Regions from separate parts of the Homo sapiens genome. Here all the other regions are linked to region 1. The links are chromatin loops, found by intact Hi-C in ENCODE. Cell type or tissue: dorsolateral prefrontal cortex. All regions are shown on one strand.

Region 1 (8,000 bases):
AAAAAAAAAAAAGGCAAGATGTGGGCCAAAACAATAGTTTGAATTCAATCACGTAAATAAAGATGTTTATATGTGTGCTAATATATAAATTAATAATTTCAAGAAAAAAGGCACAAAATTTTAACACAATTACCTACACCTAAGAAATAGCAAAAAAAGCTGTGAAGCAGTTTGAATTTTTTTTTTTTTTTTTTTTTTTTTTTTTTTTTTTTTGAGATAGAGTCTGTCTCTGTCGCCCAGGCTGGAGTGCAGTGGTGCAATCTCCGCTTACTGCAACCTCTGCCTCGCAGGTTCATGCCATTCTCCTGCCTCAGCCTCCCGAGTAGCTGGGACTACAGGCACCCGTCACCACACCCGGCTAATTTTTTGTATTTTTAGTAAAGACAGGGTTTCACCGTGTTAGCCAGGATGGTCTCTCCTGAACTCGTGATCCGCCCGCCTCGGCCTCCCAAAGTGCTGGGATTACAGGTGTGACCCACCGCGCCCGGCCTGAATTTTTTTAAATATGCACATGCATCAGTGTCTTTAAAGCAAATTCACAAATGTTTTAAGTTTTAAAGAACACTTAATTACTTGTACACAGGCCTGACACCAAAGCAAAAATTCTTAACCATTATTCCAGAAAATTAAATTAACTTTAATTATTCAGACTTTTATATTAAACAATGGATTTTTAAAAACGATTTGCAATTTTTTTTTATCATCTTCTAAAGTGTTCTCCTCAAACAACTAACAAAAAACTGGTGTAACCACAAGGTCAGGAGATCAAGACCATCCTGGCTAACACGGTGAAACCCCGTCTCTACTAAAAATACAAAAAATTAGCCGGGCGTGGTGGTGGGCGCCTGTAGTCCCAGCTACTCGGGAGGCTGAGGCAGAAGAATGGAGTGAACCCGGAAGGCGGAGCTTGTAGTGAGCCAGGATCGTGCCACTGCACTCCACCTGGGCGAAGAGTGAGACTCTGTCTCAAAAAAAAAAAAAAAAAACTGGTGTAACCAATACATTACACCTGGACATCCTATTCCAAGTCTCCTCAGTTTTTTCCTGTCTACTCATTCTGAGCCTTGTCTACAAACTCCTCTCCTTTTCCACTAACAGTCGACAACTCACACTTGTATCATTTATTCTTTTACAAAATTTACAGAAATCTGTTTGGATGGAACCTACAACATCTACCATTTTGCAATCTTTAGCTATTCCTGATTTTAAATCCCATGACTAACTCAACTTGGAAAATACTATCACCAAAAAGAGCGTATTATTCCTCCTTTAGTCTGTACAAAATGAACTCAAGAAACAAGCCTAAAGAATGGGCAAATATCTATTTCACTATAGGAAAGAGGACAGAAAATAAGCAAGAAAACACAGTACCATCCCCAAAAGTATTTGAAAGAACACCACATCATTATGGATACAATTATTATTATCATTATTATACTTTAAGTTTTAGGGTACATGAGTACAACGTGCAGGTTTGTTACATATGTATACATGTGCCATGTTGGTGTGCTGCACCCATTAACTTGTCATTTAGCATTAGGTATATCTCCTAAAGCTATCCCTCCCCCCTCCCCCCTATATCTCCCAATGCTATCCCTTCCCCCTCCCCCCATTATGGATACAATTTTAAGAATTCGAAAAAATGTTTGAACAGTCAGCATCACTGGACTAAGCAGAAAGCCTCTCAGGACAGAGAGGCTTGCAAATGAAAAATGACAATACAGGCCGGGCACGGTGGCTCACACTTGTAATCCCAGCACTTTGGGAGGTCAAGGCAGGCAGATCATAAGAGGCAGGCAGATCATGAGGTCAGGAGTTTGAGACCAGCCTGACCAACAGGGTGAAATGCCATTTCTACTAAAAATACAAATTAGCTGGGCGTGGTGGTGCGCACCTGTAATCCCAGCTACTCAGGAGGCTGAGGCAGGAGAACTGCTTGAACCCAGGAGGCAGAGGTTGCAGTGGGCCAAGATCGTGCCACTGCATCCAGCCTGGGCAACAGAGTGAGGCTCCGTCTCAAAAAAACAAAAAACAAAAAAAAATTACAATACATCATGACATTAAAAGTTGCAAGTACTCAAGAAAATGTTAAGCATTAGAACTAAAGTTTAAACGATGAGTAGTTTTCTTAGCCAAAAAGGAAGGATTCCAAAGGATCTCTACCATAAAGACTTTCTTTAATAGACAAACCAGCTCTTAACTTCTAATTCAAATTTGAAGCTAACTGCCTCAACAACTTCCTTTTTAAGGATCAGTGTAATTCATTTCTAATGTGCTTTATTATTAACCAAAATATATTCATTTTCATGACAAAAAGTAATAAAAAACAAAAAACTTAGATTAACAAAATTATAAGATATAGGTCAAACCACTTACCATCCATTTAAAATCATTATTTCCCCTCAGAAAATTGGGGTATCGTTTTATATTACAAGAAGCCATGTGTGAAAGCATTTTCAATTTCTTGATCATTCATACTTACTTTAAAAGGTTATTCTTACAGACTGACAGTTCTAGAAAAACTTATGGTGATTACAAACTGTTTATATGGTCCAACTTTACAAATGAAAGGAAACATTTTACACTTGGGTTTTGTTAGCTACGTTATAGTTTTCAAAAGCAAAAGCTAAAATTTTCCAGTAATTATGATAATAGATCCAACAATCCCAGTTTCAAACATAGTATTTTCCTACCTTCACGCCAACTGCAACCTCAGTGACGATTCTGCAAAGAAAAAATAAGTAGTTTCAACCTCCTGTTATTCTTCTAATCACTCACTCTTTGGCTCTAAAACTTTTTAGGATAGTCCATCATTCATAAATCTTCCAGCCACTCACACACAGATGGGGATAAAAAATACCACAGATGATCCGTGACTTACCTGTACTGTTACCAACCTGGTTTTCTAAAAGTAACTTTCAAATGTGAGACAACTTGTGGTATTTTTTAACAACACATTCAATAGCCAAAAAGAACAAAACCCAAAACACTATGCCATTTCTACAATGCCAGTATACTGAGATTAATAATTTAACGCTTAAACTCTTTAGTAGTCTCCACAGGAACCAGGAATCAGGAAACATGAATTCTAGTGCAAGTTTTGACATCAATTTCCGTGTTGATCTGGGGGGAATACTGAACTTCTCTGGATTTGTTTCATCTGGAAAATAATCTTTAGGTAACATCTAGGATGATTTGAATTCTGTGAGACTGTGTTAACTTTTATAAAATCTTGTTTTTAGTACCTTTTAAAACACACCAAACTCTAGGCGCTTAACCAAATTGTTGATTCTTCAAATACTCACTGATTTTAATAAATGTACTTGTTAAATGATACTATGTTTACACTCCCAAAAGAGCTGCATACTGCTGTATTTTTGACCTTAAGCGTGCCCCCTTTCTAACATTGAGTTAAATTACTGAGTCTTTTCAGGTGTGAAGCATATGAGCGAGACATCGGTCCCTACCATTTCACAGTCTTGCCTCTCACCTCACTCAGCATTCCGTCTTGACTCAGGTTCGCAAAGATGCAGCATGGTTCTGGGTTTTTATAGTCGTTTTTCCAGAAACTGACCAAAGTAGCTAAAGAGATAGCCCTTTGTTGACTATCTGCTCTTGTTTCTGCCATTGCTGTTGGCCTTTGCCCATGTGACTGATGTCGGCTTCAAACACTTCGTTTTTTAGATGATTTAATTTCTGGGCCCTTTTGCCAAGCCTTGAATGTTTTCAGTCCCCACAAAAAGGCATTTTTTCCTCCCTCCCGCCCCCACTACCAGACTCAAATGAAAACAAAGGAGTATGACATCTGCCCTCCCCCTTCCTCCCGCCGCCGCACGCCCTCCCCCCTTCCCCAGCGGCTCCCACTAGGCTTTCCCCGGAGCTCCCGCCACCGGCATCTCTCCCGACCACGGAGGGCCGGGCGAGGCCGGAGAGGTTGCTCATGGCTGGGGTCCACATGGGGTGCCTCTCTCCTCTTCCCCTAGAGGCTCCCCCAATCCAAAGGCCTGTCTCTGCCCATCCCACTCGCTCTCACAGGCACCGCTAACCCAAGGGTCGGGTCCCAAGGTACGGATCGAAATGGCTCCTAGAGGGGGCAGGGACAGACCGGGGAGACGTTATGGGGTTCCCACCCCATCCCCCGCCGCCAAGCCGGTGCCCGCTCCCACTCCGGGATCCTCACCCCCGCCATCGCCCCTATGCCTCCCCAGCCTCCAAGCCCGCTTTCTTCTCATTTTCTCGACCAAAGCCCGCCGGGGGAAGCAAAGGGAGGGGTGTGTGCGATGGGGCGGGGGTTGGGTAACGGCAGCCCAGCCCTGGGAGGGGCCGCGGGAGGGTTTCTCCCCGGCCCGGGACCGGGCCGAAGGACGGTCCAACTCCTCTCTCACACACACCTTCTCGCCGGCCCGATTACATACCCGTCCATTGCCGAACCGGACAAAGCTTCGCTCACAAGAACCGAGCCACGCAGCCAGCGAGCCACACAAGCGGCGAGAAAATGGCGGCTGGGGCCCGACGGAAATTGCCGAAGGTGCCGAGGCGCACGGGCCACCGCGCGGCAGCGGCGGCGGCGGAAAGAGCCGAGCGCGCCGGCGCCCGGCAGCGGGAGGCGAGCGGCAGGGCGCTGGGACTAGGGGGAGTGGGCGCCGCAGCCGACGCCTCCTCCGCGCCTTCGCGCGCCTTTCTCCCTCCGCCCTCCGCCTGCCGTCCTCTGGAACCTGGCGTTCTGCTGCAGACCGCGGCGACCTGGTTTCCCCTCCTTGTGGGGGCGTGGGTGGGACACCTCCCAACAGCTCTCCACACTCTCTCTGCCCTGACTGCAGGACGCCCCCAGGCAGCCTCCACTTTTCACTCCAAGCCAAGTACCAGCTTGGCTACCGTCAACCTATGCGGGCCAAGGAAAAAACATTGGATAGCTTTTCTCCTAAGCCATCTTTTATTTGCAGACCGGCTCCAGCCTCTAAAACAAAAATCTTTACCCCACTGAACGAGACCACTTGGTAACAACAGTACTTTCTCAAGCAAGTAGAACTCCTCAGACTGAAATACAGGCTTTTGCTTCAAGACCTGTAGTACCAAGCCAAGTGGAGGAAAATGTGATTCTCACTTCAGTTGGTGATTAGTGTGCGCCTGTAGAAAATATTCACAATACGCTAGGTGGAAATAGACACAAATGGAGCCATGTGTTAAAATGCTACAATAGTTGGAGTTTAACATTTGGAGGCATGAAAGGGAAAGTGGAGATGGGAGTGGGAACAACTGAGTCTTCAGATTGGTTAGAGAAAGTAGAAGCATTAAAATGGGCTATGCAAATTGACTCCCTTTGCTATATCTTACGGTCTCAATTTTTACTTGATACTATAGTGGACATTTTACTTCAACGTGTTTTTATCAGAGGCTCAACAAAATTGGGAAAGGCACCCGCTTGAAAATTTGCTCAGTGAGTAGCGACTTTGCCAGTACCCATCCTTCTCCTGCACCCTTCACCTCCACCCCCAACACACACAAGGACAAATGCACTTCTAATTCTGAAAAATGACAAATACTCCCTGTGTCCCTCCAGTTACTCTCAATACTCACTCTGGGTTTTTCTGTGTCTCCTTCAGGCAAAGCTCTTATCCTTTGCTAATTGGAATTTCATATACTAAATGATATTGTGTATAATTTTTAGAATTTTTTTTTTTGAGACCCAGTCTCGCTCTTGTTGCCCAGGCTGAAGTGCAATGGCGCAATCTCGGCTCACTGCAACCTCGGCCTCCCTGGTTCAAGCGATTCTCCTGCCTCAGCCTCCCGAGTAGCTGGGATTACAGGCACGCGCCACCACGCCCAGCTAACTTTGTATTTTTAGTAGAGACAGGGTTTCTCCATGTTGGTCAGGTTGGTCTCGAACTCCTGACCTCAGGTGATCTGCCCTCCTCAGCCTCCCAAAGTGTTGGGATTACAGGCGTGAGCCACCGTGCCCGGCCATAAATAATATTACTTTTAAATTGGATAGACCCTTAAAGAGCATCTTGTCCAAACACTTTGCTATAGAACTCTTCAAAGCACCCAAATTTTTACAAATTCTTGATTTGCCTATGGGATTGTCAATCGTTAAAAAAAAAAAAAAAAAAGGCCGGGCACGGTGGCTCACGCCTGTAATCCCAGCATTTTGGGAGGCCGAGGCAAGCAGATCACCTGAGGTCGGGAGTTCAAGACCAGCCTGACCAACATGGAGAAACCCCGTCTCTTCTAAAAATACAAAATTAGCCGGGGTGGTGGTGCATGTCTGTAATCCCAGCTACTCGGGAGGCTGAGGCAGGAGAATCGCTTAAACCTGGGAGGCCGAGGTTGCGGTGAGTCAAGATCGCGCCATTGCACTCCAGCCTGGGCAACAAGAGCGAAACTCTGTCTCAAAAAAAAAAAAAAAAAAAAAAACCACATATCAAATTTCCTACAATAACCACTTCACCTTAAACCTTAAAATAAAGGATCTGTTATTAGTGCCACTAATAATCACTTTTCACATATTTGTGGTTTCATACATGTGTTTTCACTCAACAATTGAATGTGCAAGCTACCAAAGGGCGGGAACTATGGTATTAATTCTTGGTATTCCCCACATTCGCTCGATCGATATTGATTGATTGGTTCTCACTTTATCTTGGCAAAGACAAACCATTCTATGAGGAGGGAAGCTTGTCCTTAGGCAGCAGAAGAAATTACAGTGTTCACAAAAACACATTTTTCTTTATTTTTTTTTCGAATACGGTACAAGACCACAAACATACAATAGTTAATCTGCTTGCTTATTTAAGCTAACAGTTTCTTGGAAAAATGCAAGGTAATTTACAAGTCAAGGCACATAAAGTACTAGATTAAGACATGAAGTGAAATAAGAATAAAACAAGAGGACAAAGCATAGCATGAGTCAGGAATGAGGCTAATGCAACAGTGTACACAAAAGCATATTGATTAAAGCCTGGATTCAGATTTGAGCTCTTTCGTTTAATACCTGTGTGACATTAGGCATGTTCATTAACCTCTCCAGGAAACTTTCCTTTGCTGAATATAGGATTAAAAATAGGGCCTTTGGACCTGGCACGGTGACTTAGGTCTGTAATCCCAGCGCTTTGGGAGACCGAGGCGGGCAGATCACGAGGTCAGGAGATTGAGACCATCCTGGCCAACATGTTGAAACCCCACCTCTACTGAATATACAAAAATTAGCCGGGCGTGGTGAAACGTGCCTATAGTCCCAGCTACTCAGGAGGCTGAGGCAGGAGAATCGCTTGAACCAGGGAGTCGGAGGTTGCAGTTAGCCAAGATCGCGCCACTGCACTCCAGCCTGGCGACAGAGAGAGGCTCCATCTCATAAGAAAAGAAAAAAAGAAAAAAATAGGGCCTTCATCCTAGATGACTGTGAATTAAATACCTTAACGTATCTAAGGCACCTCCCTAGCTCAGTAACTACTTACTTACAGTAAATACTTAGCAAAGAGTGTTATCATCATGCTTATTATTTTTGTTATTACTATTATTCGTTTGAGAAGGAACAGGCCACAAATTTGTAGCTTAGATTTTAACAGCCAACAATATTCATAAAAATAAATCTATATAGAGATTTTTCACAAAGGTTAAACGTGTCACTAAAGTAATTAGATTGGCTGGTATCTACAGGAATAAATCTGGGAAAATGTCATAGATAAATTTCTAAACCTCTATCCAAATCTAAATTTGTATGATTTTATGAGTTAACCATGGGATAGATTATTAATCTCAACATTAGCAGATGGCCAACCTTTGTAATATATGACAAGATTCTATTAGTGTTTATGGATTCCTAACAAAATAAGGCAATAAAAAGTGAAGTGCCTGTACAGTATTATTTTCATACCCATATCTTTTTGCAGTATAATGATTTGTTCTTTCCCATCTGAATGGTAAATGTTTTGACCTTTTACAGAGATTTACACTTATGTGAACAATGATTAAATTTCAGTGTATGCTAAGCTAAAATGAGG
Region 2 (8,000 bases), 100 kb before region 1:
TGGATGATAATGGACAAAAGGCTAGGTGCAAAAGTTTTCAATGAATGTGGAGTGAACAGGAGGTTGCTGGGTTGTAAAGATGAAAATGGGTAGAAGAGAGCATGGTCAGATGTAAATGTTTCATTGAAGCAAGAATTTTTACTTGAAAGTAGAATATGACGAGAAGCAGCCATTGAGAGAAAAGAACATGCACTACTTTCTGATCCTCTGGGATGCACACAAAATGGGCAGAACTAGGTTAGTATTGGTTAAGACAAGATCAAGGAAGACACATTTTATGAACATTAAGGATACGTTTTGTTTACCATGGCATGAGGAACAGCGTTCCACAGGCCCACTAAAAAGGTCAAGGAGATAGTAGCAGTGGTGAAGTTGGTTCAGAAAAAAAAAAAAGCACAGAAAAGTATATGGGTGAGTGTGAGGTGGAAGATGAGAAATGATTTGAGGAACGGACATTGTGGGCAGTGATCTGAGTGCACTTGGCTGACTCAAGGGTTAGAAAGAGCGAAGTGCGGCAGATGAGTGCAGGCTCTAAAGAATTGCTGTTAGAATTACAGCTTTACCACGTACAGACTCTGTGACTTTGGAAATCGTATAAAGTACTTTATATAGAGCTTGCCAAAAGCAATTTTTTTTTTTTTTGAGACGGAGTCTCGCTCTGTCGCCCAGACTGGAGTGCAGTGGCGCGATCTCGGCTCACTGCAAGCTCCACCTCCTGGGTTCACGCTATTCTCCTGCCTCAGCCTCCTACAGGTGCCCGCCACCACTCCCAGCTAATTTCTTTGTATTTTTTTAGTAGAGATAAGGTTTCACCTTGTTAGCCAGGATGGTCTCGATCTCCTGACCTCGTGATCCGCCCGCCTCGGCCTCCAAAAGTGCTGGGATTACAGGAGTGAGCCACCGCACCCAGCTGCAATTCTTAAATAGTAGCTATTATTAATGTGCTAAAACCAAAGGTAGTGTTGAAAGTTGAAAGAAACTGGTCACTGAAGGCCTGTTTTATAAGCCAGTGTAGGCTGACGCCTTGAGAAATCAGAGGTCTGTAGATGTTGAAGTTAGTACAAATAGGTTCCGAGTGGAAATGGAGGTGAACATATTGCAAAACTCAGAGTGGACTGAGGCTTCACTACACTGGGGTAAGTAACAGACATACTAGGTGATCAGAGCCTCACAGCCAGCACAGGTAGTAAGTGTTGGAAAATCAGTGGCCTTGTTGTATAAGCCAATGATTCTCAACCTTTGGTGTCCATCAGAGTCATCTGCAAGGCTTGTTAAAAAAACAAATTGCTGAGCCCCACCCCTCCTAATTTGTATTTCAGTAGATCTAGGGTGAGTCTTGAGAATATGCATTTATACTAAGTTCTCAAGTAATGTTGATACTGGTCCAAGGGCCACAAATAAGAGAATCATAAATTCAGGCCCTAATTACAAATGCATTCCTGGTAATCAGAGGTCATTCATAAAGTCTGTTTTGAATGAATAATGTGATCAGCCAAATAGTACAGAAAGCCATGTAGTCTCTAGACATCAGAGAGGGCTCTACAGAGGAGGGGAAATTTAATGACTCTGGAAAGATATGTGGAGATCAGAGAGCTAGAAGCATGCAAGCTGAGGGGAGAGAGAAACACAAAAACCTAACTCCAAAAACAAAAAATGTGTATATGTTGTTAGAAAGCAGCTAGTATGGCTGAAGCAGACTGTAACTATTTTATACATACACACACACACACACACACACACACACACACACACACACATATATGAACACACATACATTCCTTTTAGGCAGAGTCGAGATTCTGGTGTACCTACCCAACTTGAAGAGTAAAAAGCAAAGAATGCTATCACCTGGTCTCTGCAACTGGCTCACCTCCACTGGAAAGTGAGCCCAGCTTTGTGTTTGTTTGTCCCTACCTGAGCCTTAAGTAGGCAGGGCAATGAGACAGGATAAATAAATGTGTCAAATGAAAATTCTGCATATTTATGGAGGCTTATGATAAAGTGTTATCACTAAAAGCTTGTGGCCTGGGATGACAGCGGGAGAATCAGAGTTTAAAATACAGGTTCAGGCTTTACCATCTGCTATATGACCTTGGTAGTTAACACCTACTGAACCTGTTTTCTCTAATATGGAAGTAATATTTGCCACAGGAATTAAATCAGCCAATGCATACAGAGTTCGGCATAGTGAATGTGGCTAGAAAATATTCTCTAAGCTCTAGCTATTACTTACTACAAGACCACACCTTTAAATCCAGCCTACTGGACATCAGATTTGTTTTCCTGCTGCCACTGCTCCAACAGGAGTGTCATTTCCTGAAGCTTTACTAAGCCCTAATCTGAAAAATGAAAACAGAAGTTCCAGTGCTGGTACTTCAGGACAAAGATGGGGGACAGCTGAAAGTTCTGGCTCTTTAGTGCAAAAATGCATTTAGATCTTATGATAAAAATGTGTAAGACTTACATCTAAAAGACAGAAGAAATGTTAATATAAAATTGTGTCAGAAATAAGACAGCTAGATAAGGGGCCAGAACCAAGAAGGATAAAATTCAAAAAACATTCCTTGCTCCATCCTCTTTTTTCACTGAAGGACTACCAGATGGATGGTTTACTTTTAGTGTTGGTTGTATGTCCTCTTCTTGCACTGCAAATCTAACAAAGCTAGATTAAGTCCATGGGCAGGAACACCATTCTGATTTTGTCATGTCTTCATCAGAGCAAATGAAAACAGTATAAATTTAGTTTTTTATACTGAACCTCAAATTTTCAGCAAATTGTCAAATAGCTGTTATTGGCTTCTTAGGAAATACTTTTTTTTTAAAAGGAAGCTGAAAAGAGAAAAATTCACCACGATTCCAGATCCCAATGCATGAAGTTGATTGTTGAGAGTAGCGCAGATGGAAAAGGACATACGTAACCATGTTTGTGTTCTTTCTTCTTACATAATCTTCTTACATGTTAAATAATGTTGCTATGTTCTTGTGTGTCTTGTTTTATAATCTCAATTGCTTCCTATAGTTTGCCTTAACAATTCTACAAGGAACCACATACTTCAGCTTTCCAACCCCAGCAGAAAACAAAATCCTAGCTATTCTTAAAAAAAAAGGAAAACCTTGTTACTGGCAGATTAGTACTTGTGTATATTGTGTTTAGATACACAATTTAGTGAAAATAGATAAGTGAAAACAAAATTTGGACTGATTTTGCCACTTATTTTTCATTTATTAGGGCCATGTGCTAGACGAAGAGGGTCTGAGATTTATGCAGTAAATATATTAAATACAGATTGAATAAAATGAGTTCTTTTATCTGTTTGGATAGGTCAAACACTATTAAACTATTACAACTAAATTATATCTACTCAATAACAGTTCATTTAAAGTATGTGTCAAAATTTGACAGGCTTTTGGGAGTTTCTAAATTGGGATTTGACCTAAGGTATCAACTCCATAAGTCATCCCAGTTATGAATGATTTTAGTAAAAAGAAAGACACAGGAAAAGAAAAAAACCTGAAAGAGACTGTTATTGGTAACCTAGATTTCTAGGTTAAGTATAGTGATTCACTGAAATGCTAACACAATTATTTTTGGGAAAACTTAGGTATCTATCATAAAGCTCAATATTCCCACAGACATTTTGTTTACCTGATTTAAAATAATTCTCATGACTGGGTGTGGTGGCTCACACATGTAATCCCAGCACATTGGGAAGCCGAGGCAGGTGGATGGCTTTGGCCCAAGTTTGAGACCAGTCTGGGCAACATGGCAAAACCTTGTCTCTACAAAAAAACACAAAAACTAGTCAGGCATGGTGATGCATGCCTGTGGGGGACTGAGGTGGGAGGATCTATCGAACCTGGGAGGTTGAGGCTGCAGTGAGCTGTGATCATGCCATTTGCACTCCAGCCTGGGTGACAGAGTGAGACCCTGTCTCAAGAAAAAAAAACAAACTCAATTACAAATGACTTTAATGACTTTTATATATATAAAAAATTGGAAGTAGATAGCAGGTGGAGAGACATAGGTAGTAATGTATGGTGAATTTTCAATCATTAATCTGTTTCTTTGTTGGTCACAAACTCAAGAATATATTGCACGTATAATTCTACTCAAATTATCTAAAAAATACATTATGGTTAACAGACACTTTTACAAGTAGTATTTAATCATACTGTGAGGATTCAACATTTTTTAAAGGGTAAGCATTTTTTATAAAGGGGTTTTTGCTTATCTACATTAATTCTTTCTACTCAACCAAATAATTTACATGTCAAAACTTAAAATTGTATCTTAGTGATTCTCAAAATTCTCAAGCCAGAACAGCAGCAGCAATAGTATAGAGTGAACAAGTATTCCTGGGGAGACCTGAAAGCACAGCTTTAAGTAGTCTTAAAAGCATAGTGGCTAAAATGGCCTTGACATTTCATCTTGGCCGGGTGCCATGGCTCATGCCTGTAATCCCAACACTTTAGAAGGCTGAGGCAGGTAGATCACTTGAGGTCAGGAGTTCGAGACCAGCCTGGCCAACATGGTGAAACCGTCTCTACTAAAGATACAAAAAAATTAGCTGGGCTTGGCGGCACACGCCTGTAGTCCCAGCTACTCAGGAGGCTGAGGCAGGAGAATTGCTTGAACCCGGGAGGCGGAGGGTGCAGTGAGCAGAGATCACACTGTTGCACTCCGGCCTGGGCAACAGAGCAAGACTCTCTCTCAGAAAAAAAAAAAAAAGAGATAAATCTTGTCTTATAACTTACAAGCTTTATGTTTTGCAGTTTTCTAAGGATATATATCCATGTTTCATGAAAAAATGTTTTAAGTTACCATGGAAAGACAATTCAAAAACATGCATGTTTCTTCCATGGTTTTGCCAAATCCTTATCACACAGAGAGGCATGGCCATGGGTTCAAACTGCCAAAGTATTACGCAGCTTTACTGAGTAAGGGTCTTTCTTTTACTCTTATTCAACAAGATTCTTTTGGAAGTCTTAATTTTGTAATTTTAAAAGAATCTAACATCAAGTTTTGTGTGCAGCTTTTAGATGGATAAGTTTAACTTATTTGTATGATTTTTTGGAATTATAAAAAAGAAACATACAAAAACTAAATCAATTCAAAAGGGATATTTTAATGAACATAAATTCACTAGATTTGTCATGTCAACCCTGTCCCTTCTCCTAAGTCCAGTTTACCAATAACTGCATTTAGAAACCCTAGTGGAGCCCAAACAACTTAGCACAGCCTATAATCTGACTATTCTATCCAAACGTATTTCTCTATTTGTTCCTTGTCTCCTAATTTATGACCGAGCCATGCTTAACTTTCTCCAGGGTGCCGTAATCTTGATTCTGGTCCTTTTTTGTCCCCAACTTTTAAACAAACTGTTCTGTTTCTAACACTTGTGTCCCCAACACTTACCTCCAACCCAGGTAATACAACTACCTTCAAGAATCCTTTCCTAACTGCTAAAGATTGAGCACACTGTAATAACACCCAATAGTTCCTCCAGAAAATTTATCAACCCATATAATTCTTTACTTATCTCATACTGAACTGAAAGCCCCATGATAGGAAGAAATTGTGTTTTAGTTATTTAGGTTGGTGCAAAAGTAATTGTGGTTTTTCTAATTTTAACGGCAAAAATCGCAATTACTTTCGCACCAACCTGTATTTCATCCAAAGCATCTAAGCTGGCACATAGCAGGTAATGAACACTTGTTGAAAAAAAGAATTAAAGACTCTCAAGAGGTTAAATATTAGCAAATAGGCTGGGAGCGGTGGCTCACACCTGTAATCCCAGCAGTTTGGGAGGCTGAGGCAGGTGGATCATTTGAGGTCAGGAGTTCGAAACCAGCCTGGTCACATGGTAAAACCCTGTCTCTACTAAAAATACAAAAATTAGCTGGGTGTGGTGGTGGGTGCCTGTAATTCCAGCTACTCGGAAGGCTGAGGCAGGAGAATTGCTTGAACCCGAGAGGTGGAGGTTGCAGTGAGCCGAGATAATACCACCGCACTCCAGCCTGGGTGACAGAGCAAGACTGTGTCTAAAATAATAATAATAATAATAATAAAAGCAAATGTTAGCAATTTATGTGGCTAGTAATCCATATTTCTAGGAGCTATTTTCCTTGAAAGTTGGTAGTAATCCATATTTTTAGGAGCTATTTTCCTTGAAAGTTGATAGTAATCCATATTTTTAGGAGCTATTTTACTTGAAAGCATAATAATGGATGTTTTACACTGACATACAATCTTTAAAACTGAAACCAACCTCTTCTTAACTGTATAAAGTTAACTGCAGGTACACTCCTGCAGTTAACTTTATAAATAGATATAAAAAATTAAACTACTTTACAAAACAAAAATGGAAAGTCGAGGTAATAAATTAATCTCATATATACACTGTGTTATTCACAATGGTGTAGAGAGAAAAGAACAAAGACTTTGAGGTCGAAAAATGTCTCATAATTATCTCACCTTAAAATTGGGCCAAAAGTTGATTTTTGTACCACTAGATATTCCCAACCCTGTATTTCTACAGCATATTTCATATCTTACTTGAAACTACAAATAACACAAGACAGAAAAGACATGTACTATCATCACCTCCATTGTACAGATGAGAAAATGGACTTCGATAAATGAAGTGCCTTGCTCAAGCTACCATTGGTAAATGGTGATATGCTCAGCCTCCTGTTCCCTGATGTCCTTATTTTGCTATACTGTATACTGTCATAACATGAATCAGACTAGAAGCTATTTGAAAGTAGTAAGTCAGTTATACTATAACACAACATAAGCATTTCCAAGAATTGCCACACTATGCAAAATCATACAATAAAAACCACAGGACTTATGAGGAAAATGATAAGGTTAGGGCACAACACTCAAAATCTTCAACTCTGACACTAAAAAGGATAGAATTAATTTCTTAAAAGGCAGCACAGTTTACATGTTAAATGGTTAAGAAATATATAGACACTACTATAAATGACTTTATCTTGAAAAAGACCTGAAGTTTGCTTGAAAAAAAGAAGGTGTCAGATGTGTTGAAAACAGCTATCTGAAATTGGATAGGAAGTTATTAGCACCAGATATGGATGAGCGTGGCTTTTAACTTGTGGAAAACTGAGAATGCTAATAGATGTCTGAGGTATGTACATGTGTGCACACCATATATATATTTCTTACACAGCTGGTTCAGTTGGTTGTAATTTTCTGCTTTCATTTGTTTCTCAGGATGAAATCTTCAGTAAACATGAAATTCACATTATGCTTAAATTGTTCCCTAATATATTAAATATGCTAGAATATGCATTTTCAATGTCTAATAGAACCAGCTGTACTGTGGTTCTGTTTATCTTTGTATTCTCTACAATGTACATGGCAAATGTCCAACGTACATAGCAAATGTCTTCTGAGACATCAAAATGATCTTAGGGAAAAAAACACCTTCCATAAATAGAATGCCAAAAACTGCCCCCACCCCCAATTAGAGGAAAAGAAAAACTACTAATGGAATGGAACAGTATTTCACATAATCCTTATAAGTGAACATATGAAGTAATTCTCTCCATTTTACAGATGAGAAAATAATGGTTTTTAAATGTCTCTTATGTCAATGTCTATGCTTTTTCCAGAGTAAAAGTGTATTTATAATTAGAGCTATTATATATATATTACACTATAAAACTCCAAACTTAGGGCAAAGACAACTATAGCAATGTTTCTATCTCTTCCTGTAGCTAATTTCTAAGAATCATGACTATATGAATCAGAATCACATTTTAGAATTCTACAAATCTCCTTTTTAAAGGAGCTCTTTAACCGTAATTCTTCGACCAATTTCCCTCCACCATAGTTGAATATACCAGTAATAAATACATGAATGCTTCATGTAAATCACTACTAGTGATTTCAACCATCTGGAACCACTGCAATCTCAGAAGTTAAAAAGCAAAACAACACAAAACTGGAAAATAATAATAATAAAAAAAAAACC
Region 3 (8,000 bases), 230 kb after region 1:
TCTTTTTGCCCAGGTTTTCTCATTTTTTAAACAAGGTAATGTTAGGATTTACCTCACAGGGTTGTGGGAAGCATGAAATGATGTGAGATGTTGAAGTTTCTCAGAAGAGGATCTGACATATGGCAAGTACTTAAGAAATGTCAGTTGTTATTATTTTATACTTCAGTGGTAGAAAGGGTTTTATAAGCCAGTTCTTAGTATAGGAAAATCTTCCTGATTAGGGTCTAAGCTAAAAAAAGTTTCTCCAAATAAACATAAATTCTCTGAAACTTTCTATATCTATAACGTCATTAAAAATGCTTCTTGCTGCTGGAGCTTAATGCTTTTCTGTTTTGTCATTTCATATAATTTTATCACACTATATAGACTCTTCCTACTTTAATTATGATCCCTGGACCAGCAGCATCAATATCACCTTGGCGCATGCAGAACTTTAGGACCCACAGATAGCCTACTAAATTAGAATCTAAATTTTAATAAAAACCACACATGACTTTTGTGCACATTAAAGTTTGAGGGGCACTGGTGAAGACTAGATTGTAGTTTCCTCATCTAAAACAATGGGAATGACCAAAGTACCTACCTCACAGGTTTATTGTGAGAATTAAATGTGTCATCGTCTGTAAAGCATGTTACACAGTGCCTAGCACACATAGCAAATGCCAAAGCCATCTATATACACATTATATACATATAATGTTGGGAAACGTGGAAGTGAGGATATTGTTCTCTTTTAAATTGGTCACAAAAAACACATGCCTGGTATTTTACTCCATTTGAGGTACCATAATTTATGTAGACATCGAAAAACCATAGCATATTCAAAAGACAGTGTGTTGAGGAAAACTAAACTATGTCAGAAGAATGGTTAAAGAAACTAGGAATATGTATGCTAGAGAAGAACTTACTTATGGAAGGTGATAACTGCCTGCACATTTTTAAAGGTTCAGACTAATTCTTTATGACATCAGACAATTAAATAAGGACAAATGAAGGGAAGTTATAGAAAGAGATTTCATTCAAAATAAGGAACAGTTCTAATTTCCTTGCAGCTAGATCTGTCCAAAGCAGAATGGACTTCCTTGCAAGAATGTGAGCTTCCTGCCCTAAAAGGTCTAAATAGAGCTTGATGTTCACCTCTTGGGGACAGCAACAGGAATTCATTACCTGGATGATTCATTACCTGTCTAAGAGGAGCCTCCCAACTCTGAGATGCAATTCTATGAATGATATAACTGAAGGGTGCTTAACCTTCATCTAGATTCTGGAAACTTCAACTTCATCTTATAGATAAGGGAATTAAGACATAGAGCTGTTAATTGGCATGCCTATGGTTATAATTTGGTGGCTGGTTGGAACAGGTCTTTGGCCAGAATGCTGATCTTGTGAAATCTGCTCTAGTACTTTAACTATGGGTCTTTTTGTTGGGCCCTTATAATCACTAAATTAGTACCAAGCACCAAATACATTAACAGTGACTCTAGATTTTGATACTTTGGATTCCTTTTTTTATTGTTATTTGAGGTAGAGTCTCACTCTGTTGCCCAAACTGGAGTGCAATGGCATGATCTCGGCTCACTGCAACCTCCACTTCCTGGGTTTAAGTGATTCTCCAGCCTCAACCTCCTGAGGGGATTACAGGAGCCCACTACCATATGAGGCTAATTTTTATATTTTTAATAAAGATGGGATTTCACCATGTTGGCCAGGCTGGTCTTGAACTCCTGACCTCAGGTGACCCACCTGCCTCGGCCTCCCAAAATGCTGGGATTACAGGCGTGAGCCAGCATGCATGGCCTGGATTTTTTTTGTTTTTTGTTTTTTGTTTTTTAGAGCTTACCTTTGCTTCTATCTTGGATAAAAGATATCCTGAATCTTATGAAGTGCGGTAATTTAGGCTAGTTTTGTATAGAAAATCTTTCTCTTGGCCACTATTGATCGGACTTTCACATTATGGCAGAGTCTCTCAAAGCAGAAAGTATTCATTGAATGCTAGTCCTTTGATATGCTCTCTGAAAAACAAGTTCTGAGGAGAATTACATTTGTAAAACCAGAACACTTAGTTGAGTTCTTGATGTTCCACAACATACAATAGCATATTAAAGATTCTTCAAGGTCCTGTAATACAGCCACTTGTTTAATTTGATATCAGAATCTCTTAGGCATTTCACCATTCAGACACTGAGCACCCCACACATAATTCCCCAATCTCTTATATAATAAACATTAATACTTTATAAAATCCTTTTTTTTTTTTTTTTTTTTTTGAGACAGTCTCACTCTGTTGCCCCGGGTGGAGTGCAGTGGCGCAATCTCGGCTCACTGCAACCTCCACCCCCTGGGTTCAAGAAATTCTCCTGCCTCATCCTCATGCACCACCATGCCTGGCTAATGTTTTTGTGTTTTTAGTAGAGACAGGGTTTCACCACGTTAGTCAGGGTGGTCTCGAACTCCAGACCTCAAATGATCCTCCTGCCTCGGCCTCCTAAAGTGCTGGGATTATAGGTGTGAGCCACCACTCCTGGCCTATAAATTGCTTTTCATGAGACTTCAGCTTTCGTGTCTAGGAAAGTCACAGCAAGGAACTTTGACAATCAGTTACCTAATTTCTTATGGGTTCTCTGTCTCTCTTAATGGTTCCTTGTTTGTCTTTTCCACATTTCAAAAGCAAGAAGAAAGCAACAGCAAACTTAGTGCTTTGTACAATTAGTATATGAATTGTCCTCTACTGATTTAGTCCTTTCAAACCAAAAGACAATTATCTACTTAACTGTCAAAAGGGAATGGAGCTGCCCCATCTACTTGTAGCCTTCTAGGTATTTTTTTCTATAAATTATGTTACATTAAATAGTTCTTCCTTTGCCAAAGGTATAGAATGCTTATATACAAGGTTTATATATTTCTTCAGTAAGAATTCTATAGGATTGTTCTACATATATCCTGGACCTACTTGGAGCAGTATATATATATATTTTTCTCTTTTCTTTTTCCTAAGAATTAGAACCTGCGAATGGAGTAGTATATTTTAAGACCAATGTAAATATATGTTAGAGCTGAAAGTTCCTTAATTAGCTAAGTAAGAGGTTAAACATCCATCAGGGTTCATTATCACTGAATCATTGCTTCCACTAACGGGAGTATATTCTAGGAGAATTCCAGGCACCAAGACAAGACCAGTAGGGGTAACACAAGTCAGACTAGCAGCATGATAAGATCAGACTCCTTAATCTGACCTACACTAAGGTGAAGAAATATGACAGAATGATTGTCTCGTCTTTCATGGGCAACAATTGGTCTAGTGAACCTGAGAGAGCAAAGGGCAAAACTGAAAATGAAATAAAAACTAACTGACAATCTGCTCTGTGTCAGATACTTCCACACATATTTTCTCATTTAAAGCCTCACAATAAGGCTATGAAGAAAGTTGAGTTCTCATTTTACAAATGAGGTAGCTGAGGCTCAGAGAAGTTGAGTGACTTACTCATCACACAGTTAACTGATTGCTAAACTGATATTCAAACTTGGACGTTGTGATTTTCAGTGTCAGTTCGTTCCCATTACACTCAAAGTGCTGGAATTTGCAAATCCAGCAAATCTTATCCCTGAGACTAGACAACAAACAGAAAGGTAGAATCTCTTCTAAACAAGTGCTCACTCACAATTATTTCAATAACTTAGTAGACAACATTCCAGGTGGATAATGTCAGAAACCAAATTTTTGAATGGAAAAGAGGCAGCATTTTAGATGTAAATGGATCCTAGAGCCCTGTGTGTGGTCAGACTTAGCGCCACAGTTCCCGTCTCTGTAGAGAAGCAACACAGCAAGAGAAGGCAATGTAAGGATTCCAAATTGCTAAGAGAATGAAGTAATCAGCATATATGTACTCCTTATTATGTTCGTGTGGCCAAGTGTGTGGGGTGGGGGCTGAAGAATCAGAGACTACAGAGTTGGAAGAACTACCATTTCATGTCAGCACGAGGGCAAAGAATGGAGGGATTGGCTGTGATCGAAGTGTCAATAGTTAGAGCTGTAATCACAACTTCAGGAGAGATCAACACCTACTGTATAAGAGGATTTAAAAATCCAATAAATGAAGCTAAATGGAGCTGCTATACTGAACGGTGGCATAAAGCCATGGTTTACTGGCAACATAGAACATCATTGCATAATGGCTGAACACAACCAGCATGCTGCGCCAGGCAACGTGAAGCCCAGCCTGCAAAAAGCCAGAGAGAGGTTTTGAAGTGATTGACCAAGTTATGTGATTTGCAGGTGCTTTTGTGTACTGTTTCACTGGTTGGTAACTTATTCAGAAGGTAGGGAAGGCTTGAACCCAGGCTGGCAATTGTGCCACTGATTTTGAGTTTGGAAAGAAGCCATAAAGGGGTAACAACATGGTCTGGAATCTACAGGTGACTTCCAATTTCTCTTTAAAAAGAGAATTCAAGGGAAAACTCAGTAAGTATTTTAAATCACATTTGTGTAATCATATTTAATGAACAGGTGGCTTATTGTAGAATTTATTTAAAGTAAGACAGTGCGTGAGTGTGTGTGTATGTGTGTGTGTGTTTCCTCAAAAACATACAGGAATTATTGAAATTAATGGCATGTAGTCCTGTTCTGGGCTATAGCTGGCATGCCAGAAACAACAATGCCATAGCTGTTACCACATTCTTTTCCTCAAAAGGGGAACAAATGAGCTTCTGTTGTTAAAGCCACTCCTTCCTGAATCACCATTTCAGTCTCTCTCTTTTCTGCTGCCTGTCATATAAAGCCGTTTTAATTTAAAAAGCAAAATAAAATAGACAGCTATTTTAAGGCAAAATATTAAATATGAGAGTGATTTGAGCTCTGAGTTTGTTTTTTAAAATTAAAATAGAGAGCCAGTGTGTGGGTATTGTAAACAGGCGAAGCTTTAGCTCTCCCTACAGGCTTTTGTTACAGTAGCTGTCTAAGAGGAAGAGAATATTGGAAGCTGAAATCATCCCAAAGTGTTCATCAAAGAGAGTGATTTCCTTTGTCCAAGACAAAGTCACAAGCTGTTACCTGGGTCGACAGTAAGACTGTGCAAATGGCATTTATCACATTATTGAGGCTACAGAGTCTTTTTTTTTATTTAGTGATTCTCAGCTTTTTATTGGAAAAAAAGGAGAATAATAATAAAAACAACAACTGCAATGACAATGACACCAGAAATGCTGCTGCTGCTTTCCAGTTTGCCCATGGTCTTTTCATAGCTTGGCTTTTGAGGCTAAGTGTTATACCGGGGCTTCTGATTTGGGGTTGGAGTCAGTATGGATTCCAAGTGGAATTCTGCAGAATGATCATCTATTGGCATAAACCCTTGCTAAAAAACAGACCAACAGCGAAGATTCTCAGTGAGCCTCTTATCTTAATAGTCATACATCAGCGACATGGATGCCATCTAAGAAATGTGTCGTTAGGCAATTTTGTCATTCTGCAAACATCATGGAGTGCAGTAACAGAAACCTACATGGTATAGCCTACACACACCTCGGCTGTATGGTACAGCCTATTTCTCCTAGGCTACAAACCTGTACAGTACAGCACCTTACTGTACTGAACACTGCAGGCAGTTGTAACAAAACAGTAAGTATTTGAGTATCCAAACACATAAAAACATAGAAAAAGTACAGTAAGAGTAGCTGTAACCCCAGCTACTCTGGAGGCTGAAGCAGGAGAATCGCTTTGAACCTGAGAGGCGGAGGTTGCCCTGAGCTGAGATTGCACCATTGCACTCCAGCCTGGGTGACAGAGGGAGACTCTGTCTCAAAAAAAAAAAAAAAAAAAAACCCACTAAAAAATGGCATGCTTGTATAGGGCATTTACCATGAATGGAGTTAGTAGGACTGGAAGTTACTCTGGATGAGTCAATGAGTGAGTGGTGAGTGAATGTGAAGGTCTAGGACATTTCTGCACACTACTATAGACTTTCTACACATGTGTAGTTAGGCTGCACTAAATTTGTAAAACAATATTTTTATTTCTTCAATAATGAATTAACTTTAGCTTACTGCAACTTTTTAATTTTATAAACTTTTTACTCTTTTACAACAATACAGCTTAAAACACAAACACATTGCACAGTTTTTCAAAAATATTTTCTTCTTTATATCTTTATTCTATAAGCTTTATTCTATTTTAAAAATTATTTATTTACTTTTTAAACTTTTTTGTTAAAAGCTAAGACACAAACACACACACATTAGCCTAAGAGTACACAAAATCAAGATCATCAATATCACTATCTTCCACCTCCGCATCTTGTCCCACTGGAAGGTTTTCAGGGGCAATAACACACATAGAGCTGTCCTCTCCTATCATAACAATGCCTTCCTTCTTCTGAAATGTCTCCTGAAGGACCTACCTGAGGCTCTTTTACACTTAATTTTTTTTAATCAGTAAAAGGAGTACACTCTAAAATAATGACAAAAGTATAGTACAATAAACACATAAACCAGTAACATAGCTGTTTACTTTCATTATTATCATGTATTCTATATAATTGTATGTGCTAGACTTTTATATGACTGGCAGTTCAGAAGGTTTGTTTACATCAGCATCGCCGCAAACATGTGAGTAATGTGTTGCACTACGACATTATGACGACTATGACATCACCAAGCAATCAGACTTTTTCAGCTCCATTATAATCTTATGGGACCACTGTTTTATATGTGGCCCCTCATTGACTCAAACATAGTTATGTCGTGCATGACTGACTGTATAAAAAATGAAAACCAGTTTCATAAGCACACTTTGGCCCACACCCCAAACCCAAAGGGAAAACTGTCTCCATATACTTTTCAGTGTAGCAGCAGTGGTGCATTGAATCAATAATAACAATCGATAACAATAATCAGTAATCTATAATAATAACAGCCATCATTTATTAATTATTTGCCCTTGCTCTTGGCTACACATTCAGCTGAATAATTTTGCTTAGTACTCAAAATCATGCAAACAAGTAGACATGATTATCCTCTTTCACAGAAGAACAATCCAGTTCAGAAATTAAGCAACTTGCCGAAGGTCAGTCACCTAATGAATTCGGGCTGGAAGCAGAACTCAAACCCTGGACTGTCTGACTGCAGAGCCTTGCCCATTAACCAATCTGCTGTGCTGTATTGTCTTTGTTAACTATTATATTATACTGCTTTTGTTTTGTTTTGTTAAGAAGGTACCTCTAGATATCGATTTAGCAGACATCGTTGCTTTTTAACAGGTACATTTAGTATTTGTGGAGTGCTAGAAATGAGCAAAGTATTTAACAGACACATAAAAAATTGTTAAGAGAAATCTGTCAGGTGAGAAACATACAAAGTAGGACTACAGAATATGGATGAGTCAGATAAAAAATAAGTCAAAAGAAGGTGAGGGGAAGTAAGTTATTGAATTAAATAGGACATCCTGGATAACACCACCAGTGAGATGGGTGAGGGGCACCAAAGATGCTATGATGAGAGGAGTCAGTATGGGGATAGACTGAAATAATGAATAATAGAGAAAAGACAAATAAGAATTCTGTTTGAATTTTTTAAGGTTAGAAATTAGGGAGAATACTCAACCTTCCAATATTCATTTATTCCACAAACATTCCTTAAGTGCCAATTATAAAAATAGTAATTGTTTTATGCCTTCTGGTGACAAAGATTGAGGAAGAAAAACAGACATATAAACAATAACATGTCATGAGTGCTATGATAGAACTTGTGCAAGGAATAGTGAGGCAAAGAGGAAAGACTCATTAAAATTCTAGAGAGAATGCCAGTTAACTTCTATGTTTCATAGAAAATGCAACAATTTAATAGATTCTCAAAAGATAAGGAAGCTTTTACCAAGTGAACTGGGGAAGTGATATGGGAAAAGAAAGATATTTCAAGGAGGAAACAGGATGTGCAATGGCATGAAGGCATGGGTCATGGGGGATCTGTGAGTAGTTTTGAACGGCTGAATGAAGCATTAGGATTTAAGAAGA
Region 4 (8,000 bases), 130 kb after region 1:
GGGCATACACCACCACACCTGGTTAATTTTTGTATTTTTTTGTAGAGACAGGGTTTTGCCATGTTGCCCAGGCTGGTCTCAAACTCCTGGGCTCAAGCAATCCACCCACCTCAGCCTCCCAAAGTGCTGGGATTACAGGCATGAGCCCCCATGCCCGACCCTGAGATATATTATTAATTATTTTGTGTACTCACTGTCTCTTTCTCTAGAGCATAAGCACTATAAATGTAGAGATGCCTCATGTTTTATTCACTGCTGTATCTCCAGTGTCTAGAACAATGCCTGGCATGTAATAGGTCTAAATATGTTTCTGTTGAATGAATGAGTGAAGTGGGTGCAAAAAAATAACTATTGATTTTTTGGCTGATTTTTTAATAAACTAATCTTATGTTCTTGTTCTGCTAAAGGGAGAATAGAACAGACATGTACTGTAATCAGATGCGTTTGACAAGATTCTGAAAAAAGAGCAATTTCACTCACCATTTGGAATAGACCATTTTTTGTTGATACTATGTTTATAACACATAATAATATTAATATTAATAAAATAAGAGAATATAAACTGCCAAGAACATCTTGGACAGTAAACGAGACAGGATTGGATTTATTGTCTGTCCATTAAGTCTATTTTAATTTGTGACTAAAGCATTGGAGAGGGCCTGGGTAACCTGATATTTTCACCAACAAGGCATGGTAAAAGCAACCACAACCGCTGACTACATGATCCAAATCCAGATCCAACTCTGCTGTTAAGAAGCTGGGTAAATCATTGTGCAACTCACTTTTCTGGACCTCTCTTTTGTTATCTGTGAAATAAGCAGACTGGACTAACATATTTTGAAGGTACCTTCTGTATTTAACGTACCATAATTCCCACAGTTCTGGATCCATTATTTTCCTCCTTTATAAATCAGTCTCTCCAACTGCTTACTTTTCATCACAACTGTTTTGAATTCTTTCTCTGTGGCTACATTTTGAGTCTCTTAGGAACTGACTTCAATAGGCTATTATTTGGATTCACTGAGTCCTTGTTGTTATTCTGAGGTCAGCTTCTGCCCACTCATTTGCCATCCATCACCAGTCTCCAGACCTTCCAAACAAAACCTATTGAATACATCATCACTTCCTAGGGTCAGGATGAGGGTCAAACAGCCCTAAAAGCACATTTCCCACCGATTGGCACTTGGGGTGCAGACTCTCATCACTCTAAGTCCCAAATCAGCTAAGTCCTGAGGGATCTGCTGGGGAAATCAGTCAGATTGTCAGTTTTCTCATTGCATTCCTGGCCATTCGGTTTATGGAGAGCGTCTGAGTGATGCCTGTAGATTAAACCAGGCGTCCTTCTTTTACAATTCTTTAGAGTCTGGGTCAATCTTGTCTCCCCAAGGGAGCCGCAGTTCTGCTTCCTCTTGGTTAAGATCCTTGGGCTCTCTAACCCAGGGGTCCTAAGCCTCTACTACCTTTGTATGTTTCTCTTTTCTAGGAATCTTCCAGGACTGGGTTTACTAAGAGTCATCTACAACCTCAGGCTTGGGCTCTTCTTGTAGCACCATCCAAGTGGGAGGGGAGGAAGATAGCATGGAGCTGGAGAAGCCGCATTAATGTCTCTTTCGTAGCTACATTCTCTTCTCTGTTGTCTCCCAGTGAAAAAGGGCCTTGAGACAAAATTACTTCTTTTCAGTGACTTACATGGAGGAAGTTTCATGGATTCAGTTGTTGGTGTGAATGTTAAATTAAATGTTAATGTTAAATCAGTATGTTAAAATGAGAACTATTCTAAATATATGTGGGGAAAAAAAACCTGATGCAGTAAAAACTCCTCTAGAATAGTGTGTTTCTTGTTAAATACCAAAAATTAGCACCATTTTGCTGATCCTAAAACATGAAGTTTAAGGCCAAAACATTTTTAGAGTCCCACAATGGATTTTTCAGAGTTCTTAAAAACATTGTCATAAACTCTCATATATTCTAAAATAATTAAACGGAAGTTCTTGGAGCTATCTTGCCAAGGTCATTTGGAGATTATTTCTTGAGCTGCTTTGAAATAATGAAAAAAATTGTAATGTGAATTGTAATTACTTAGAACACTGTAGAATAAAGCTACAGTAAATTCCTTCACAGTTGAACTAAACTGTTTAACACATGGAATGTCTAATTGACAATTCCGTACCAAAGTGTAAATTTGTCAAGGAAGGATACACAACAAGTTTTTTTTAACATCTCAGTGAGTGCTGTTGTGATTTGGATCTATTACTTCTGAATATTGCATGAAGCTGACAAGCACTTGTCATTTAAAGACCACATGGAGGCATTTAGTTTTCCATTTAGACATAATAACACATTATGCAAATAAGCTTGCAAAGGAAAGCTGGAGGCTGACATGAAATAAACTGTCAAACACAAGTTGCTAATAAATGAACATTTCTTTATAGATTATCTTAATTTGGGGAGTTGAAAAATACATTTGGCTGTGGTGGATCAGGAACCTTACTATCGTGGTACATAGCGGAGGTTTCAATTGTTGGCTTTGCAGCAACATTCCTTCCCTGCAATTATGGCAAGAGGTTTTGGTTTAAGAAAAACTCTCAAAACTTACATTTTATAAAAGAGGTTTCTAAGTAAATTGTATTCCCACATTTTCATGGTTTAGAGATACCCTAGTTGGATTTATTCTCATGTGATTTTTCACTCCTCAATTTTGCACTGTCCTGTAATACCTGTAATAGGTCTAATACTTTCAATTTGATCTAGATAACAGATTATTGGAATTCAAAGGAGTTTTTGACATTTGTAATTTTAACTAGGCAGGATTTCTCAGAGAACTCATCCAAATCTCCTGGAAGCCTTCTTAAAAATGCATATTCCTGGAAGACTGATTACAAATGCATATTCCAGAGTACCAACCAAGACTGACCTAATCAGAATTTCTGGGAGTAGGACTTATTAATTTGCAATTTTGAAAAGTAGCCCAGTAATTCTTGTGCTCAATAGAGTTTGAGTAACTCTGGACTAGACAGTCCTTGAAGGCCCATGACAAGTACAATTTTAAGACTGCTAAAGCTGGAATTTGTGTTTCAAATCAGGTGTAGCGTGAAGTTGGAGACTGATTTATTTCTGGTGAGTCTGGCTCAAGATGCAGCATTTGCCACCCAGTGAGCTGCACTCTACGTTTGTCCTCATGTAGCAGTAACTCCAATGAAGTAATATAAGAAACACAACCACAGCTGTTTCTCTGTGACAGCGGCCCCTAGGGGCAGACCTGGAGGTGGGACGGATATCAGAAGTAGGAGAATGTGGCTGGAAAAGGGGGAAGGTCTAAGTGCAGAGACACAGTGGAGGCTGTTTAGCCTCCTCCCTTCATCTAATCTCTGCCCAGAAGTAATCTTAAGAGCTTTTGATCATTTTTTTTTTTTTTTTTTCACAGAACATAGAAAAGATAGCAAAAGTTTCCTTCTGGCCTGGTGTGGCAGTTTATGCCTGTAACTGTGGCACTTTGGGAGGCTAAGGCAGGTGGATCACTTGAGCCTAGGATTTTTTATTTTTATTTTTTTATTTTTTGAGACAGAGTCTCACTCTGTCACCAGGCTGAAGTGCAGTGGCATGATTTCGGCTCACTGCAACCTCTGCCTCCTGGGTTCAAGCGATTCTCCTGCCTCAGCCTCCCAAGTAGCTGGGACTACAGGTGCACATTAGCACGCCCAACTAATTTTTTGTATTTTTAGTAGAGACGGGGTTTCACCATCTTGGCCAAAGTGGTCTCAATCTCTCAACCTCGTGATCCACCCTCCTCAGCCTCCCAAAGTGCTGGGATTACAGGAGTGAGCCACTCTGCCCAGCCAAGTCTAGGATTTTGAGACCAGCCTGGGCAACATAGTGAGATCCCATCTCTAAAAAAAAATTTAAAAATTAGCTGGTGTGTTGGCATGCACCTGTGTCCCAGCTGCTCAGGGGCTGAAGTGGGAGGATTGCTTGAGCCCAGGGGTCAAGGCTGCAGTGAGCCATGATTGTACCACTGCACTCCAGCCTGAGCGATGATTGATTGTACCACTGAACCCCAGCCTGGGCAACAGAGTGAGATCCTGTCTCAAAAAATAAAAAATAAAAATGTTTCCATCATTGCCTTAAATTAATTGGGAGAGCATTAGATTGAAGCAGCTCCAGGGCTCTGGGTTTCTACTTAAGCAAACTGAAACCCAATTTAGTATAGCTATTCTAGAAAAACAAAACTTAAGCTTAACCAATCAGAAACCACTAACCTCTAACTAGTGACTTCCTAGTGGAACGATGGAAATAAGGTTGCTGTTGCACTTTAACGAATTGAATAATTTCTTGGCCTTGCTTCTGATCATAAAAGCCTTCCTCTTGTGCCCTTGGGCTGAGCCTCTGAAACACTTCTGTTTGGAGCCACCTGATTCCTAAATCATTGTCTACTCAAGTAAACTCTTTAAAACGTTAATGTGCATAATGTATCTTTCAACACCCCTCAGACTTCCTTTTGAACCCATTAACTATCAGAACAGGAACACTTTTCTGTTCCCTGACACTGCTGTGCTGTCGCTTAGTTAGCTGTGATTTCAGACTTTAATGGATTCAGTTCTGCATCCAGTTTAGACTTTTGAATTAGCTCAAATTTTTGTCCACTGTTCAGGTGCTTGAAAAAACATTTGCTTTATCTGCCACCTCTCATATGGAGGCATCCTGATGTGTTTCTAATGCTGAAGTGTAGTCGCTTCTTTTAATTCCAATCTCCTGCCTGCCTTAGTGCCCCAATCTACATATTGACAAAGACTCCCTGACCAAACTTAGTCAGGCTCCTCTGAGCCCTCTTCTCTAGGGCCCTGACTTTGGTCCCTGTCTTTGCTGGGTTTGCATAGCCCACTTGTAGCAAGAATCCTGCTGAATCAATTTAGGGAGAAAGTCTCACCCTCAATATCTGATCAAGCTTTTCATCCCCCAGCCTTGATATCTTATCACCCTGGCTTGCCTTCAGCAATAATTTTATTAAATTGGTTTAGAAAGAATCCTTCCACCCTTGATGACTTCTTGTAGTAATTTTCCATTCACTGACCTCCTCATTCTGCTTGTTGGCTGTGAATCTCCATTTGTCTTTGCTGTATTCAGTTCTATCCTATTTTCCCCTATTGCAATATTTTATTAATAAAATCTGTTTTAACTTCTCTGACTACTGTCTGGCTGAGATTGTCTTTAACAGTTACAATGCCCAACCTTGGATGGGATCAGATTGCTGATTGAACCCCCAGGTCTCTCACTCAAGACCCCAACTGCACATCTTTGATGTCTTTCAGGAAGCCTTAGTGAGTCCCACTCTGGAGCCAGTGCTCCAGACCACTGTCCATTGAAGCACAGAAAGGACAGGTTTTGATTCTTAAGACTCCGAGTATGCTATCTTTGTCTGAAAGGTTATCTCCTAGGCTGGAAGTTCTTCCTGCCTCCTTATTTCAAGTGGAGATTCACTCCTTGACTCCTCGGCTAGAAAATTTTTTTTTCTGAGGCTTCTTTATTCTATTTCATCCTGTTTCTCCCATAGGAAATTCTCAGTCTACTAAAACTCAACCACCTCCTCAAACCCTCCTAATGATATGCTCCACCAACTCTGTCTGCTTCCTTTCTTGTTTGCATAATTTCGTTAAGGATAATTTGGAACTTCATTCACTTATTACCTACCCACATTTAAGCTCATTTAAGACCTCTTCTCTTTTCTTCTTTTTTTCCTTTACTACCTTCAATCTTCCCATCAGCTTTCTTGAATCCTTTGATATGACCCTCTTTAAAGACCCTACATCCTCTATTTCTCTGTGTGCTCCTTCCAGACTTTTCCCTCTCCAGTCCAGCTGCTCAACTCCCTACAGTCACTTGAACTTGAGGTCCCTTGTTCCCATAGGGGGCTCTCAAGGGATTTAGGAGCCCCCAACACAGCCACCTGAAGCTTAAAAGAGAGAGAGAGAAAAAAAGGTTAATTTAAAACAGGCTCAATATTTTACCTCCTCAGATGGACTTTGGAAACAACCAATCACTTGGTATTTCCCAAAGGTCCAATACCCAAAATTTAGTCTACAGCCTCCATAAGATTACATATCAAAGCAAATGAAAATCTTGAGTTTCCTCTATAAATAGTGGTAAAAAGAACTAGTTGTCATATTAGGCAGGTCATCTTAATTTTTTTCATTTGCCAAAAACACAATTCAGAAAAAGATGAGAGCCAACTATCATACATAAACCAGTGAGTTTTGTATTATTGTGTTTACCTGCATCATGGCTAAAATTTTAGAATGAAATGTCTGAGGTCTCCATTTGTGTCTGCCTGTATGTTTATATGTGCATGTAGGTAGGTTATGTATATGTGATATTTTTCTTCCTCCTGATGGTATTAACAAGTTTATTTATAAAATTCCTTAAAGAAACTGTTCAAATTGGCTGAAGGCTAAGTAATTATGTATTAGAAAGGAAATACTCTTACAACTCAAGAAATATGGAAATTAATCCGAATGTTTTTCAAATTTAAGTGATTTGAGTAGGACTACTGATATAGTTTGGATATTTGTCCCCTTCAAAATCTTATGTTGAAATGTGGCCCCCAGTGTTGGAGTCTGGGTTTGGTGGGAGGTGTTTGGTCGTGTCAACAGATCCCTCATGAATGGGTTGGTACCCTTACCACAATAATGAGTTCACCCAAGATTTGATTGTTAAAGAGACTGGGACCTCTCCTCTCTCTTGCTCCCTCTCTCATCATCTGACGTGTTGGCTTCCCTTCCCTTTCACCTTGAGTGGAAGCTTCCTGAGGCCTCACCAGCAGCAGATGCCAGCACTATGTTTCTTGTGCAGTCTGCAGAACTGTGAGCCAAAATAAACCTCTTTTCTTTATAAATTACCCAGCCTCAGGTATTCCTTTATAGCAATGTAAAATGGACTAATACAACTAGTTTGGTTTTGTTGGTTTAATAAAAATAGGCATGCCTTGTGAGTTATCAGAATAAAGTATAATATGAGCACTTATTTTTATCCTACTTGGGCTTACTAGTCAAATAAGGTGATATTATAGCTACTAGATATTTAAGATTATAAAAACTATAAATTCAACCTAAGAACAAGTGGACAAGTAAAGATGCAGTAAAAATGAATATAAATGGCTCAATATATATATCAAAGCACAGTAGTAAATAAAACATAGGCACATGTATTTAATTTTTAAGGTTTTTTCTATTGTGATTATTTTGATACTTTCCTAACATGCATGTATTATAAAAATAGTTAACAGGGAAATGACTCAAAATGATGACTAGCTTTGTTTAATGTCTCATAAAATTTTCATGAACAATCTAAGCATAATTTTTTAAGAACATGTATTAAGTTGACATAAGTGGAATAAAAGTTTTATGAGGAGACTTTTGAACAATAATTATGTTTTATAGTATCTATAAACTAAAAATAGTTTCTAATATCATTTTAGTAATGTGCAATCTTTGACCTATGCTAAAGTAAATTATGTAATAAATATTTATTATTAATTTATAAGATAAATTACTAAAACACTGACTGATAAAAATAAGTTTAAATTTATTATTAAGTTGTAGAAGGTTTACAGAAAAGTGATCTCACATGGTCAAACTAAAATTTGATGGACTTATTTATAAGGTTTTCTTGGATGAAGTTTTTTTAGAATATTGGTCTGCTCTTAATATTATATTATAAAAGGTTTTTCTCTACCTTTTGAGTAATCTACCCAGGAAACAAACATTTTGTGCCTTGTCAGAATAATTTCTTGTGTTTTTTTGTTAACTTTTATCATGCCCTTGACTATTTAAGAGAACCAAGTTTCTCACTTTTTTTTTTTTTTTTTTTTTTTTTTTTGAGGGGGAGTTTCACTCTATGGCCCAGGCTGGAGTGCAATGGTGCAATCTCAGCTCACTACAACCTCCACCTCCTGGATTCAAGCAATTCTCCTTCCTCAGCCTCCTGAGTAGCTAGGACTACAGGTATGC

What was found. Peaks named below come from ENCODE experiments on the same cell type or tissue, not always from the same donor. Only the 100,000 strongest peaks of a DNase experiment are listed, where the experiment ranks them.
Region 2: a loop joins it to region 1, with 2.0 times the contacts of the local background. A loop is called at or near these places in 4 of 110 quality-filtered maps.
Region 3: a loop joins it to region 1, with 2.3 times the contacts of the local background. A loop is called at or near these places in 2 of 110 quality-filtered maps.
Region 4: it touches region 1 in a loop (4-fold over the local background); 6 of 110 quality-filtered maps call a loop at or near these places.

Annotation. Positions count from the first base shown.
Region 1 is chr1:96,718,288-96,726,287 of GRCh38, reverse strand. PTBP2 (polypyrimidine tract binding protein 2) reads right to left here and starts at 4,504. Exons shown (of 14, transcript NM_021190.4): 1 at 4,416-4,504; 2 at 2,694-2,724. The coding sequence starts at 4,423. RefSeq lists silencers at 4,029-4,308, 4,539-4,738. In dorsolateral prefrontal cortex, a CTCF peak has its summit at 4,855; DNase peaks (open chromatin) are centred at 455, 3,787 and 4,507; H3K4me3 peaks cover 3,720 bases; H3K27ac peaks cover 3,991 bases.
Region 2 is chr1:96,819,692-96,827,691 of GRCh38, reverse strand. It overlaps a transcript of PTBP2 not described here. Among named protein-coding and RNA genes, the nearest start is that of PTBP2, 100 kb to the right of the region's middle. In dorsolateral prefrontal cortex, no CTCF peak of the experiment used is centred here; a DNase peak (open chromatin) is centred at 4,451.
Region 3 is chr1:96,484,311-96,492,310 of GRCh38, reverse strand. The region is part of intron 1 of LOC105378866 (a long non-coding RNA gene); the gene reads right to left. Among named protein-coding and RNA genes, the nearest start is that of LINC01787, 110 kb to the right of the region's middle. RefSeq lists an enhancer at 3,511-4,010 and a silencer at 4,524-4,818. In dorsolateral prefrontal cortex, a CTCF peak has its summit at 4,844; no DNase peak of the experiment used is centred here; H3K4me3 peaks cover 1,238 bases; H3K27ac peaks cover 1,751 bases.
Region 4 is chr1:96,591,671-96,599,670 of GRCh38, reverse strand. No RefSeq gene overlaps it. Among named protein-coding and RNA genes, the nearest start is that of PTBP2, 130 kb to the left of the region's middle. In dorsolateral prefrontal cortex, CTCF peaks have their summits at 3,038 and 3,237 (motif pointing left); no DNase peak of the experiment used is centred here; H3K4me3 peaks cover 551 bases; H3K27ac peaks cover 5,968 bases.